2 separate regions of the Homo sapiens genome follow, and region 2 is linked to region 1. Evidence: read pairs that join two places in POLR2A ChIA-PET (ENCODE). Cell type or tissue: OCI-LY7. All regions are shown on one strand. Each heading gives the region's core, and the rest is flanking DNA. Links, peaks and the distances in the headings are about the cores only. Region 1 overlaps SNX29 (sorting nexin 29). Region 2 has its middle 6.0 kb from the start of TNFRSF17.

Region 1 (4,386 bases), core at 289-4,288:
ATCTCAAAACAAAACAAAGCAAAACGAACAAAAAAAAAATTGGTAAAATATACATAATGAAATTTACCATTTCAGCCATTTGAAGTGTACAATTCAGTGTAAGTGTACTTAATGTACATTCACATGTCATACAGTAATCATTACCACCATTCATCTCAGAACCTTTCCATTTTTACAAACCAAAACTGTGTACTTGTTAAACACTAACACTCACTCCCTCCACACCCCTGTCCCTGGCAGCCAGCATTCTACTTTCTGCCTCAGTGCATTCTACTACTTTAGGTTCCTTGTACCAATGGAATCATGCAATATTTGTTCTTTTTTGTCTGGCTTTATTTAGCATAACATCTTCAAGGATCGTCCGTGTTGTAGTATGTGTCAGAATTTCCTTCTTCTTCTTCTTCTTTTTTTTTTTTTTTTTGATGGAGCCTTGCTCTGTTGCCCAGTTTGCTGGAGTACAGTAAGTAGCGCTATCTCAGCTCACCACAACCTCCGCCTCCTGGGTTCAAGCGATTCTCCTGCCTCAGCCTCCCAAGTAGCTGAGATTATAGGCACATGCCACCATGCCCGGCTAATTTTTGTATTTTTAGTAGATACGTGGTTTCACTATGTTGGCCAGGCTGGTCTCGAACCCCTGACCTTGTGATCCACCCACCTCGGCCTCCCAAAGTGCTGTGATTACAGGCATGAGCAACCGCGCCTGGCCCAGAATTTTCTTCTTTTTAAAGGCTGAACAATATTTTTGAGGGTATGTAGAGCCCATATTTTGTTTATTCCCATGACAGTTGGGTGTCTTCCACTTATGGGCTATTGTGAATGGTACTGCTGTGAATATGAAGATACAAATACTTGTTTTTTCCACTTTTAGTTCTTTTGGGGCATACACCCAGAAGGACAATGTTGGATCATATGATAATTCTATGTTTAATTATTTTTTAGAAACCATCAGAGGGTTTTCCATAGAGGCTATACCCTGTTGCATTCCCACTAGCAATGCACACGAGATCCATTTTCTCCACCATCCTTCCACATCCTTGCCAACTCCATAGCCTTGCCAGTGTTGGGTTTTTATTTATTTTGTGAGATAGAATCTCACTTTGTCACCCAGGCTGGAGTGTGATCTTGGCTCACTGTAGCCTCCACCCCCCAGGTTCAAGTGATTCTCCTGCCTCAGTTTCCCAAGTAGCTGGGATTACAGGCGTGCGCCACCATGCCTGGCTAATTTTTGTATTTTTAGTAGAGGCAGGGTTTCACCACGTTGGCCAGGCTGGTCTCGAGCTCCTGGCCTCAAGTGATCTGCCCGCCTTGGCCTCCCAAAGTGCTGGAAGTACAGGTGCGAGCCACTGTGCCCGGCCAATGCTGGCTTTTTAAATTAGAGAAAAGGTATATAGCTTTAATTGTATACATGGGGAGAACCAGAGAGTGATTACCACCCCCTTTTTTCATATATATATATGTATGTATAGTAATTTTATTATTTTTTTGTAGGGACAGTATCTTACTATCTTGCCCAGGCTGGTCTCAAATTCCTTGCCCTAAGTGATCCTCCCACCTTGGCCTCCCAAAGTGCTGGGATTACAGGCCTGAGCCACCGTGCCTGGCCTCCTTTTTTCTGTTTTCATAATTGCCATCCTAATGGGTGGAAATGGTGTCTCATGTGGTTTTGTTCTCTTCTCTTCTGAAGTTTCAGAATTGTTTTCAAAAAGCCATTCATGAGCTCCCTACATGGTTCACCTGGACTGTGCCCCTCCTATAGTCCTGAGTTCTTCTTCCATCAAACCTATGTATGGAACTACCCGTTTTCTTTTTTCTTTTTTTTTTTTTTTGAGATGGAGTCTGATCTGTTGCCCATGCTGGAGTGCAGTGGTGCAATCTTGGCCCACTGCAGCCTATGCCTCCTGGGTTCAAGTGTTTCTCCTGCTTCAGCCTCCTGAGTAGCTGCGATTACAGGTGCACATCACCATGCCTGGTTAAGTTTTATATTTTTAGTAGAGACGGGGTTTCATCATATTGGGCAGGCTGGTCTCGAACTACTGACTTCAGGTGATCCGCCTGCCTTGGCCTCCCAAAGTGTTAGGATTACAGGCTCATCCTTGTAGCTCTAGTGTCTTGCAAGATACCTGGCCACCTACACAGTAGATGCCACCAAAGGACTGCATTCAAAATAACCACTTGAAGACCCTGACTTCAGAACATGCTGCTCATTTTCCCAGGAAGCCAAACCCCTACTCTCAGTGGTCTGTACGCATCTTCAGTCAGTGGGAAGCGGTGGTAATATACCCATAACTGTAAAATGAGAGAGACCGACTTCCTTGATCTTCAGTGGGGATTTTTGAAAATGGTTGATTGCACTCAAAGCAGAATTTGTATTTTGCTTCATTGGGTCACCTTGGGCAACAATTTCATTTCTGTAGAAAATTAATTTTGGAGGAAGCTGCATGTGCCAGGGGAGCCCTGGGTCCATCCTTTTGATGGTGAGGGGAAGTCCAGTTCCTCACTCGCCCATCCCTGCTTTCGGTTCCCTGTTGGTGATTTTCTTTTGTATTCATGCACGTGCCAATCAGCTGCTTTTGGTAAGGGAAGCCTTGGAAGGATGTCTGCTAAAGGTGCAGAGAAAATGCAGAGCTCCATTCAAGGTGAAAAAAGTGGTTGACAACTGGCAGAAAGAAGCTGGCTTTAGGGAGGAAGTCAGAAGCCAGGGTGCTGTACCCGTTGGGCTGTGTGTTATCCTGGGTCACTGGATCATGGGCATGTCCACAGGGTCCCTCAGGGGTGGGTTCTTGACACCCAGGGTGGCATGGACTTGGGCCAGTGGCTATTTACTAAGGGGTATGAATGTGTCTCAGCATGTTAAGATCTAGTGGAGCTGGACTGATACCTATTGGCCGAATGTGACCTCTGCCTGTTTCAAAGGTGTTTAATCCTGATGTCTCATAAATTAAGACTCAGGCTTGTAATCCCAGCACTTTGGGAGGCCGAGGTGGGTGGATCACTTGAGGTCTGGAGTTCGAGACCAGCCTGGCCAACATGGTGAAACCCTGTCTCCATTAAAAATACAAAAATTAGCTGGGCATGGTGGTAGGCACCTGTAATTCCAGCTACTTGGGAGGCTGAGGCAGGAGAATTCCTTGAATCCAGGAGGCGGAGGATTCAGTGAGCCGAGACCGTGCCCTGGCACTCCAGCCTGGGCGACAGAGCAAGACTCCACCTCAAAAAAAAAAAGGTAAAAAAGACTCAGTTTGGCCTCTGAGTTGTCAGTTTTTAGATCACAGTTATCCAGCCTGAGTTCCGTGGGTCCTTTGCTTTGCTCCTTTCAGAATGTAAATGACTCTTCAGCTCATGATGGCGTATGCCCCTAAAAGGAAGTGAGATACAAGCTTTAGAAGTCCGTCTTAGAAATTTCCCTTTTTTTTTTTTTTTTTTTTAAATAAGAGACAGGGTCTTGCTCTGTTGCCAGGCTAGAGTGCAGTGGTGCAATCATGGCTCTCTGCAGCCTTGAACTTCCTGGCTCAAGCGATCCTCCTACTTCGGCCTCTCAAGTAGCTGGGACTGCACATGCACGCCACCATGCCTGGTTAATTTATTTCCTACTCTTTAATAAAGGAGGTGGTATGCTGTAAACTCTTGTAGGATGTGGGTGTATTATGCTGAGCCCTGGTTCTGGAAGGCACTCTTGCGGCTAGATGGAAGTTGGTAGAGTGACAGAGCTCAGCCCCTTGTTGGCACTCTGCTCTGCCAATCCATTTGTGCCTTGTGGTCAGGCTGGTTCAGTTTGGGATGTGACAGATTTGGGAGCACTTGTATTCACTGAGTTCTCAGGCTGGCACATGAGTGAACTTGGTTTACCTTTGTTCCTGGCATGGCTGATACCATGTGTGGCTGATTCTGTTAGAGTGTGCCCTCACATTCATCCCTCTGTCTTCTTTGGCTTTGATAGAACCCAGATTTTGCTTGAGGCTGTGGTATGTAGTCCTTTATCTCGGTGAGGGATTAAGCCAGTTTTGAGTTTTGTTCTTTGCTTTCTCTGCTCCCTTGTGATTTTCTGGGATTACTTGTTCTTTCCTGGTAAAAGGGGTGATAAAGCTGGCTTCATCCCGTTCCCTTTCTTCCTGCTCAATTGTAAATGAGATGTCCAGAGTTAGGACAGTCCTCTGGGACAGCGAGTTCAAAAGGTTGGAGATTTTGGCCTGACATAGCCTTTGTATCTATCACTGGCCTATTTCCAGACTAGCCCAGCTCCGTGGGGTTGGATTTTCTTTGTGTGTGGGTTTTTTTCTTTTTGTTTTGTTTTTAGAGACAGGGCCTTGCTCTGTTAACTAGGCTGGAGTGCAGTGGTGCAATCATAGCTCACTACAGCCTCAAACTCCTGGGGTCCAGCCATCTTCC
Region 2 (4,386 bases), core at 164-4,163, 75 kb before region 1:
TTGGTGCGATCTCAGCTTACTGTAGTCTCCACTGCTTGGGGTTCAAGCGATTCTCCTGCCTCAGCCTCCAAGTGGCTGGGATTACAGGTATGTGCCACCACACCTGTCTAACTTTTTCTTTTTTTTTTTTTTTTTGAGATGGAGTCTCACTCTGTCGCCCAGGCTGGAGTGCAGTGGTGTGATCTCGGTTCACTGCAACCTCCGCCTCTTGGGTTCAAGCGATTCTCCTGCCTCAGCCTCCCGAGTAGCTGGGACTACAGGCGTGTGACACCACGCCCGGCTAAGTTTTATACTTTTAGTAGAGACAGGGTTTCACCACGTTAGCCAGGATGGTCTCCATCTCCTGACCTCGTGACCCACCTGCCTCGGCCTCCCAAAGTGCTGGGACCTTGTGAACCACCGTGCCCTACCAACTTTTGTATTTTTTGTACAGACGGGGTTTCACCATGTTGGCCAGGCTGGTCTTGAACTCCTAACCTCAAATGGTCTGCCCGCCTCAGCCTCCCAAAGTGCTGGGATTACAGACCTGAGCCACCGTGCCTGGCCCTTAAATCAGTAGACTTTGAATAAAGGACACTGCCCTTCATAATGTGCGTGGGCTTCATCCAATCAGTTGAAGGCCTAAAAAGCAAAGACCAAGATTTCCTGAAAAAGAAGGAATTCAGCCTCAAGACTGAAACACAGACACCCTCTCTGAGTGTCTGGCCTGCCTGGCTTGCCCTGTGGATTTCAAACTCAGTACTGCAACATCCACTCTTACGTGGATTTTCAGTCTGCTGGCCTGCCCTGCGGAGTTTGGACTTGCCAGCTCCTACAATTGCATGAAGCAATTCCTTAAAGTAAATCTCTGTCTCTAGCTCTGTATCTCCTTTTGGTTCTATTTCTCTGGAGAATTCTACTGATACTTAGATATTCCCCAATTACAGAATCCCCCACACATCCTGCCAACATCAGCTAAGCCGTGTTTTTGCAAACTCTCCCCAAATAACCTGACACAAATCCAAATCCTATGATGAGAACTTTCTAACATTGTCTTTATTGAGTCACTCAGGACTGACTACTTAACTTGTGGGGCCCAGTACACAGTGAAAATGCTGGCTGGGTGCGGTGGCTCACTCCTGTAATTCCAACACTTTGGGAGACTGTGGCGGGCAGATCACCTGAGGTCAGGAGTTCAAGACTAGCCTGGCCAACATAGCAAAACCTCACCTCTACTAAAAATACAAAATTAAGCTGGGCGTGGTGGGTGGGTGCCTGTAATCCCAGCTACTCAGGAAGGCTGAGGCAGGAGACGTGCTTGAACCCAGGAGGCGGAGGTTGCAGTGAGCCCAGATCACGCCACTACAGTCCAGCCTGGATGACAGAGCGAGACTCCGTTAAAAAAAAAAAAAAAAATCCTAGGCCAGGCATGGTGGCTCATGCCTATAATCCTAGCACTTTGGGAGGCCAAGTGGGGTGGATGGCTTGAGTCTAGGAGTTTGAGACCAGCCTGGGCAACACAGCAAGACCCCCATCTTTGCAAAAAATAAAGTTAAATAAAAAACCTAGCCAGGCAAGATGGCATGTGCCTGCAGTCCCGGCTACTCAGGGGACTGAAGTGGGATGATCACTTGGGCCGGGGAGGTTGAGGCTGCAGTGAGCTTTGATCTCACCACTGCACTCCTGCCTGGGTAACAGAGTGAGACCCTGTCTCAAAAACAAAGTAAAATAAGAAAGCCTGTAGGTTGAAAATATTAAGGTTAAAGAGGTGGTAACAATCAGGGTTGGTTTGGGGAGCTGAGCTACCATGGGTGAGTGTTACGGGATAAGGGAAGGAATGAGACTTTGCACAATTATTGCAGGATCTCGGGAGGTGAAGATCTGGGAGTGGGACCAGAGGAGTCACCAACCAGTGGATCTAGAAGTCAGGAATGTCTGTTTGCCAAAGTGGGGCTCTGCAGGGGGAGCTCGTAGAGGGGTTTAGTTTGCCCCTGTATGGCTCTTGCCTCTGTGAATGGGCAGCCAAGCATTTGGTGCTGGGGCTCGGGCCGTGGCAGAAGCAGCTTTAATGGCTTTGGGAGTTTCCAGCACCACTTTGCTTCCTTAGAGCTGTGAGTGACAAGTGAAGCTTGAGGCTGGTGTGAGTACTGGATTCCTCACTGTTCCTTCTATGTCACGCAAGGGCAAACACAGCACTCTTTTGGTGATGTGATTACATCAGCACCTGTCTCATAAAACTTAAAAAAAAATCTTTGTTTCAAAATCATGCTCCTAGCCAGGCACAGTGGCTCACACCTGTAATCCCAGCACTTTGGGAGGCTGAAGTGGGAGAATAGCTTGAGGCCAGGAATTCAAGACTTGTCTGGGCAGCAGAGCAAGACCCTGCCCTTACAAAAAATTAAAAAGGAAAAAAAATTGCTATGCATGGTGGCGTACTATCGTAGTCCTAGCTACCTGAGAGGCTGAGGCGGGAGGATTGTTTGAGCCTAGGAATTCCAGGCTGCAGTGAGCTGTGATCACCCAACTACCTCTAACCGGGTGACAGAGGGAGACCCCGTCTCAAAAAAAAAAATCATATTATTAAAAAAAAATATTCAAACACTGCTAAAGATTTTTCAATGAAAAGTGAGTCTTTTTCTTTCTTTAGATTTTGTCTATTGCCAGAGACAGTCCATCAGTCTTCTTTCTAGCTTTGCAAAAAAAGTCTCCGTTTATGTCTGTCTATTCAGACACTACCTATTTTATTTTTTTAAATTTTATTTTATTTGAGACAGTCTTGCTCTGTTGCCCAGGCTGAAGTGCAGTAGCACACAACCATGGTTCACTGTAGCCTCAACCTCCTAGGTTCAGGTGATCCTCCTGCCTCAGCCTCCTGAGCAGCTGGGACCACAAGCACGCACTACCACACCTGGCTAATTTTTAAATTATTTGTAGAGATAGGGTTTCCCTGTGTTGCCCAGGCTGTCTCGAACTACTGGGCTCAAGTGATCCTTCTACCTCAGCCTACCAAAATGCTGGCATTACAGGTGTGAGCCACCGTGCCCAGTCTGTACTTTGTGTTTTTCACTTAGTGATTTATCTTTCATATGAGACCACATCTGTCTCATTCTTTCTGATGGCCATAGTCTTCCATTGTGAGGCTCCCAGTGACGAACAGTTCTGTTGCTCTAGGCTCTTATGAATAGATGTGATGTCACAGTAAACTACATTGTACCTGAGATTTTAAGTACCTGAGCAAGTATATCTGTCAGACACAATAGTGTTTTCTTTCCAAAGAGTTAGCAAAGCTTTCTTCCCCTGGCTTCTGGCTTCCCAGGTATGGTTCCCTTTTTTTTTTTTTTTTTTTGAGACAGAGTCTCCCTCTGTCGCCCACGCTGGAGTGTGCAGTGGCATGATCTCAGCTCACTGCAACCTCTGCCTCCCAGGTTCAAGCAATTGCCCTGCCTCAGGCTCCCACGTAGCTAGGATTACAGGTGTGCGCCACCATGCCCGGCTAATTTTTTGTATTTTTGGTGGAGACGGGGTTTCACCATGTTGGCCAGGCTGGTCTCAAACTCCTGACCTCAGGTTATCCGCCCTCCTCAGCCTCCCAAAGTGCTGGGATTACAGGCATGAGCCATGGCGCCTGGCCTCAGGCATGGCTCCTATTGGCTGCCTCCTCTTCCTCACCACTCCTTAAATATCTACCATCTGGCTTGCATCAGGGACACACTCAAAGGCCATCAATGACCTGCTTCTTTAGTGCATCGCCCCTGATCTTCCTGTAGAATTTGACTCCACTCCCTAACTCAGGCTAAAATCTCTCCTTGCTTGACTGTTATGGGAGATTTTTTTTTCTTTCTTTTCTTTTTTTTTTTTGAGACACGGTCTCACTCCGTAGCCCAGACTGCAGTGCAGTGGCGCAATCTTGGCTCACTGCAACCTCTGCCTCCCAGGTTCAAACGATCCTCCTGCCTCAGCCTCCCAAGTAGCTGGGATTATGCACGCCACCACGCTTGGCTAATTTTTGTATTTTTAGTAGAGACTGGGTTTCACCATGTTGGCCAGATTGGCCTCAAACTCCTGACTTCAGGTGATCCACCTGCTTCAGCCTCCCAAAGTGCTGGGATTACAGGTGTGAGCCACTGCACCCAGCCTGGGAGATAATTTTTGTTCTCTCCCTATTTCTCTAATCATGTTTGTCCTGTCTCCTTTGCCTGTCTTCCAAAGGTCAGCAATCTGGCAGAGGCTGAGGGAGTGGAGCCTCCTGGGCCAGCTGCTTCAGCTTCTCCCTGTCCTGCCTAGGCAGCCTCTCCCACTTACCTCACCACCTGGACCCCAGAGGAATTTGACGTTTTGATCAATATCTAAGTTCAAAATCTTTCCTAGGCTCAAGTCCTGCATTTAAAAAAAAAAGTATTTTTTTAA

What was found. ChIA-PET counts read pairs that join two places held together with the same protein. Peaks named below come from ENCODE experiments on the same cell type or tissue, not always from the same donor. Only the 100,000 strongest peaks of a DNase experiment are listed, where the experiment ranks them.
Region 2: POLR2A ChIA-PET joins it to region 1 with 9 read pairs; 4 of 35 experiments call an interaction of 5 or more read pairs at or near these places.

Annotation. Positions count from the first base shown.
Region 1 is chr16:12,031,800-12,036,185 of GRCh38, forward strand. All of the region lies in intron 4 of SNX29 (sorting nexin 29), which reads left to right. Among named protein-coding and RNA genes, the nearest start is that of SNX29, 57 kb to the left of the region's middle. In OCI-LY7, for the core only: no CTCF peak of the experiment used is centred there; a DNase peak (open chromatin) is centred at 2,582; H3K27ac peaks cover 1,167 bases.
Region 2 is chr16:11,957,048-11,961,433 of GRCh38, forward strand. It overlaps a transcript of NPIPB2 not described here. Among named protein-coding and RNA genes, the nearest start is that of TNFRSF17, 6.0 kb to the right of the region's middle. In OCI-LY7, for the core only: no CTCF peak of the experiment used is centred there; a DNase peak (open chromatin) is centred at 2,134; H3K4me3 peaks cover 296 bases.